Linked DNA regions of Mus musculus: region 2 is linked to region 1. Evidence: chromatin loops called from intact Hi-C (ENCODE). Cell type or tissue: gastrocnemius. All regions are shown on one strand. Links, peaks and the distances in the headings refer to the core of each region. The heading gives the core; the rest is flanking DNA. Region 1 has its middle 5.9 kb from the start of 2310020H05Rik. Region 2 overlaps Tnpo1 (transportin 1).

Evidence for each region. Hi-C counts contacts between places; a loop is a spot of excess contacts. Peaks named below come from ENCODE experiments on the same cell type or tissue, not always from the same donor. Only the 100,000 strongest peaks of a DNase experiment are listed, where the experiment ranks them.
Region 2: it touches region 1 in a loop (2.7-fold over the local background); 3 of 42 quality-filtered maps call a loop at or near these places.

The regions. Positions count from the first base shown.
Region 1 is chr13:99,092,349-99,095,269 of GRCm38, forward strand. No RefSeq gene overlaps it. Among named protein-coding and RNA genes, the nearest start is that of 2310020H05Rik, 5.9 kb to the left of the region's middle. In gastrocnemius, for the core only: a CTCF peak has its summit at 1,169 (motif pointing left); DNase peaks (open chromatin) are centred at 193 and 1,170; H3K27ac peaks cover 998 bases.
Region 2 is chr13:98,890,904-98,893,824 of GRCm38, forward strand. All of the region lies in intron 1 of Tnpo1 (transportin 1), which reads right to left. Among named protein-coding and RNA genes, the nearest start is that of Gm52051, 32 kb to the right of the region's middle. In gastrocnemius, for the core only: a CTCF peak has its summit at 1,823; no DNase peak of the experiment used is centred there; H3K4me3 peaks cover 873 bases; H3K27ac peaks cover 2,174 bases.

The DNA of each region.
Region 1 (2,921 bases), core at 108-2,607:
CTTTCTCGGATTTCCTTGCTTAAATGATTAACAGACATGTCCTTTGATCACTTGCATAGCAGTGTCACAATCTGAAAGCAAAGGCCGTTCTATTTTGTGGGAGTGTGCAGGCAGGCCTGGGAGGGAAGAATTTTGGACTCTCCCGAGCTCCTTGGAGGCCTTTGCAGACAAAACACTTGGAGAGCGTCTGGCACACTGACAGAAACTATCTGCCTGGGGCCAGTGCTGAGTCTGTCCGAGCTCAGGGGTCACGTCACTGACCTGACGAAGAATGCAGCTTATCTCTCGGATAATGGAAGAAGATCGATACTATAGTCATGAACAGACTTGAACTTGTCTCTCTCGATTTGAACTCACCCCCACCCCCTGTTCAGTAAAAAGACTCAAAAGTGTATTTAGTTAAAACTGGCAAAGCCCACATAGTTAGGTGCAATTAATTTAGTGAGCTAACCAACATACACCGCTTTACCATAAAGATTTACTGTCAGCCTATGCAGCTCAAATCCTTGGGCTTAGACATTTCCCATTAGTGAACAGTGTTCGCATCAACTCTATATTGGGATTAGTGGTTTTTCACGGTTCTGGGAACTGAACTAGAAAAGAGAGTATTTGGTTCTAATGACATTAAAGAGGACTCAATAGATTGTGTTACTTCATAGATTTTCCTTTGCTGTGGATTTTTTTTTTTTTTTTTTTTTTTGGTTGTTGTTACAAAAGAACTATTTTAGGCTTAAATGTATCCGCTGGCCATTTAGTCTATGGAGACACACCACATATTTAATGCTCTGCTTCATTGCCCGCTGAAAGAAATAAGTGCATAACAAAATGCTTTGAAAAATGCTTAATTTCTCAACTGTTGATTTAATGTGTTACGGTTCAATAAGGTGATGAATCGCTCTGCTCTGCTACCACTGGAAACCAGAAAAATGATCCACACTGGTATGTTGCATCTGTGAATATTAAGTTTGTCAATGTAATTTATGACTAGGCAGGTAATATACCGGTAATTTGCATACTAATTGCTGTGGTGGAAGCCAGACGACTTTAATTCGCTAAGCTAGTCTGTCTAAGCAGAAGCCAGCAATTACCTCTCTGTGCTGGAGAGACAGCCTTGTTTAGGAGGAGAGAAAATGGAGGCAGTCAGGAAGCCTACAGAGCTGCCGGGCCCCCTGCTGGTAGCCAGGCAACACGTTTGCACAGAGGCAGCCTTGTGCAGGACCTGTAGGTGAGAGAATGCCTTTCCTCGCTGAGGCAAGCCGGATTTCCCAACCAAGTAACATTCAGAAAGCAGAAGATTAAAGTCAACGAAGCTCACTGCGAGCAGACACAACCTGTCTGTGTGTCCAGTATCAGAAATCTGAAGGCAGGAAAATAGCCCATTTCTATCTCCTGTAAAGGGAGCTTTCAATACAGGTCTTTTGAAACCAGATTTTATTTTTTTTTCATTTATGTATCTATGTACGTGTCTGTCTGTCTGTCTGTTGTGCAGGTAGAAATTGGAGGGTGGTGGAGGAATGCAGCCTGCATACAGAAAGATGTTGAGCATCCCCACTAACAATGAAAGGAAGAACGCTAACCTCTGAGGGATGATTTTTCTAATAGATTCAGAAGGATGAACGCTTTTTTTTTCCTGTGTAGGGCATGCACCACCGAGTGCAGGGTAAACCTGTATTCTTTAGGAGAATGAGATATTAATAACCCTTGAGATTTTTTTTTTGAATATCCTTAGAGCAGTAACCCTACTTCAAGAAATGCACATCCCAGAGCGTGTATACCACGAAGCCCACATGTTCACTTTTATTTTTATTCGATGTATAAAAGTGTGGTCATTTCAAATGATTCAACCAAGCACAAGGCTGTTAATTGTTACATTTTGGGATGATGATAGTTTGTGAATGCCTAACCAACCGCTCAGCAGGAGGAGGCTGATTAAATAAACAGGTACATAGTGCAGAAAGCTTACGAACATCGAGACGTAGAGCCAATGCACAATGTTTGTGCAGATGAATGGCCATGCCAGGCATTGACGGTGGGGTCAGATGGGCCAGTCTATGAATCAGTACTTGGGAGTCTGAAGCAGGAGGATTGCCATGAGTTTGTGGTCAGCTTTGGCAACAGACTGAGACACTATCTTTAAAATAAAGAAATATGAGTGTGGGTGATTAAATAAACAGATCACAATGTGCAGCAGTGTATAAATGGTATTTTTTTATTCCATATAAAAGGTGAATATAGGAAAAGTCAGGAAGGCTATGTTCTAATGTTTAATCACGTCTACCTTTTTAAGCAGGGGCTCTGTCTGGGTCAACTCTAGGAGAGGACTCTTGGTTAGCTTTCCATGTTGGAATTTGACATGAAGCACCCACCTCAAAGACTATGATAACATAGCACAAAAAGCATTGGAAAATGTATCCTATTTGGGGTTGAAGCTCAATGGTAGAGAATTGTCTAGCACGTGTAAATTTTGGCTTCTACTCCCAGTCCCAGATAATAAATAAATGCATAAGCCATACAATGAGTACTTGTGAACTAAACATTCAACAATTGTTAAGTTGCTTTATTTTATTTTATTTTATTTTATTTTATTTTATTTTATTTTATTTTATTTTTATTTGCATGCCAAGAGCTTTAACATTTGAAACATGCTTTTATAAAGTAGGATTCACTTAGGCTTGGTATGGTGTCCTTGTCAGGGTTACGACTTCTGTGATGAAACACTGTGACCAAAGGCAATTTGGGGAGGAGAGGGTTTGCCCAGCTTAGGCTTCCACATCACTGCTAATCATTCAGGAAGTCAGGACAGGAACTCGGCAGGGCAGGAACCTGGAGGCAGGAGCTGATGCAGAGGCGGTGGAGGGTGCTGCTTACTGGCTTGCTCCTTCTGGCTTGTTCAGCCTGCTTTCTATAGAACCCAGGATCAC
Region 2 (2,921 bases), core at 325-2,824, 200 kb before region 1:
CCGGCCCCAACCGAGGCTCGGACCCGAAACCCGGCCGGACCGCTCCAAAGGTCCGCGCCAACGTCCGCCGTGTCTGTGCTGTGCTCCGCGGCCGCCTCGAGCGCCAGGAGCTGACCAGACTGAGTCACCGCGAATTTGCAATCTGGCCCCAAGATCCGCTCACGGGAGCCCCCTGGGTCCTAGTGCCACGGAGCACACGCAGACCAACCCAACTCTTGCAGCCAGGCTGCTTACACGAAGGCTGCTCTTTGCAAGCCCCTGCAAAGCCCCGGTCGAAATCTGATTCGGATTATTATTTTAAATGAGCGTACAGGAATAACTACGACGACTTTCGGAATGGGGGAAAACTCCCTCTGACAGCTCAATAGTGAAAATAAAAACAGTTGCACTTCAATTTAATATACAAAGCTATATTAGTCGTTCAAATAAATTTTTGAGGCACGTTGCAGTCTGAACCACATCTTAAAAACATTAAATGCAACCTTTGTAGAACTTCAATGGAAAAAATTTCACCCTCTCATAAACTTCAACTTACAAACTCAGTAAGTGAAATAAATTCCATCACGAAATAACTGCCTTACACAAAGGGCTGTAGAATGAAGGATAAACAAGAAAAATCAGGTAAATTACAGTAGGATAGTGTGGAATTCTGTTAAAGTACTCCCCCCGCCCCACTGGACTCTTAAACATAGGTGTGTATCATTTGCCCTGACTAACACATTACTGAGAAGGGCGATGTGTAATCGGTAGAGGCTGGGAATAAAGTGTGAGCTGTATCTGATTCGGCAACGGGAGGTTACTGTGTTAATGACAGCTTCATTAAAACTAACTTCTTGAACAAAACTAATAAAGTCAAGGATTGACTGTAAAATTATTTTTAATAACGAAACCCGAGAGGCTTGGTGAAGGAGAGGATTGTTAATCAACTCTACTATACAATGGTTTAGCAGTCTCAGCTAGAAAGAGCCCTTTCTAGCAGGTTATTTCTCTCCCCTCATCTTCTTACAATCCTCTATTTGACCTTGCCCTCTCCTTCATTTTTCAAAATTGTTTTCCCCTGCTTTCCTTCACGGTTTTGTGCTTCATATCTCTAACACGACTTTGCTTAACATCGTCTACTGTCTCCCTAAACCGGGCAAACAAATCAAGTGTTTTTACAAAATGAACAACAACAACAAAGCATCCAACAACTCCACTTTCCTCTGGACATCACTGCTGTTATAACAAATAGTGCTATAGGACTGGATTTAGCCCACTTTCCTAGTATCTGCTGCTACTGTAATGTTTTATGTACAAGTGTACTTATATTACGCAATTGTGAAAATTGTCATTTCTTCCCTTGTCTGTACATATTACATGGTTTAAGAAAATATTTTAGAATATAAATTATTTCTAGTCTATTGTTGTGCTGCAATTTTTAAACTGTTAATTGGCAGAGTCACAGAACTGTACAAATTATAAGCACATAACCAAGTGATTTGACCCCACACTCAGTTCAAGATGGAGGTCTTTCATGTTCATTACCACAAGAAACCTTAGTAACTGACTTTCTATCATTATAGATTGTTTTTTTTTCTAACTTCAAACGCTTTTTAAAATTGCAAGAACTACATTATACTAAAACAACATGGTTATACAAGTAAAGTTGATTCAATTCTACCATGAAGATTATGTCTCTGAGATGACATTAAATTAGATATATTTTTACAGTGTCGTCTAATGGAAATTACATACAGTGTTCTGGCTAGAATATAAAATGTCCTCCACAGGTTCATGTGCCTGATACTATCAAGAGGGGTGGTGGAACCTTTAGGAGGCAGCACCTCCCTGGAGGATAGATACAGACCACTAGGGATGGGGCTTGAGATTTTTATACCCCTGCGGACTTCTGCCTTGTTTCTGCTTCCTGTTCCTTTGAGATGTGAAGAACAGACAAGTTCCAGCCACACATTTCTAGGACTACGGAGTCACAGACGCCATGCTTGTCTGACATGATGGGCAGTCTTTCTGCTATAATACATTGTATTTCTCCATTAAACTGTAAACCAAAATCAACCTTGCTCTCCTTTATGCTGCTTCTTTCAGAAAATGTATCACAGCAATATGAAAAACTAACTAATACATACATACATACACTTATGGTACACTAATATTAACTCTACAACCTTTCATAGATAATAAATATAGCATGACCATCATTCCAGGCCAATGCTTTCAAGCGACACCTGCTGAAGTAGCCCACTTATGCCCTCAGGGCCCTTTGAGAAACTAAAGTCAGGGATAACGATCAGTTGCCCAGTCAGAAAAGCACAGTCATCTCATTCATTCTAAAGGTGGTGGACAAAAGACATAATATCAGACTATTTCCAGACTTCCTTCTCTAGACCTGCATGCAAATCAACAGTATTCGCTTGTTAGTTTCTTTCTTTTGAGGCCAGGTCTCGCCGTGGATCAGACTGTCCTCAAGCTCCAATGCTGCCTGCCTGCCTGCCTGCCTGCCTGATGGCATGAGGACTGTGCTCCACTATGCCCTCCCTCATCTAGCTTTCAACACTTCAGTACTAATAGTATCTTATCTGAGCTGGGAGCTGAGTTTGACACCAGCCTGGTCTACACAGTGACTTCCAGGATAGCCAGGGCTAGACAGAAAAACCCTTACTGGAAAAAAACAAAAACAAAAAAACCGCTGGACAGTGGTGGGGCACGCCTTTAATCCCAGCACTCGGGAGGCAGAGGCAGGTGGATTTCTGAGTTCAAGGCCAGCCTGGTCTACAGAGTGAGTTCCAGGACAGCCAGGGCTATACTATACAGAGAAACCTTGTCTCAAAAAACAACACACATACATACATACATACATACATACATACATACATACATACATACATATATATATATATATATATATATATATATATATATGG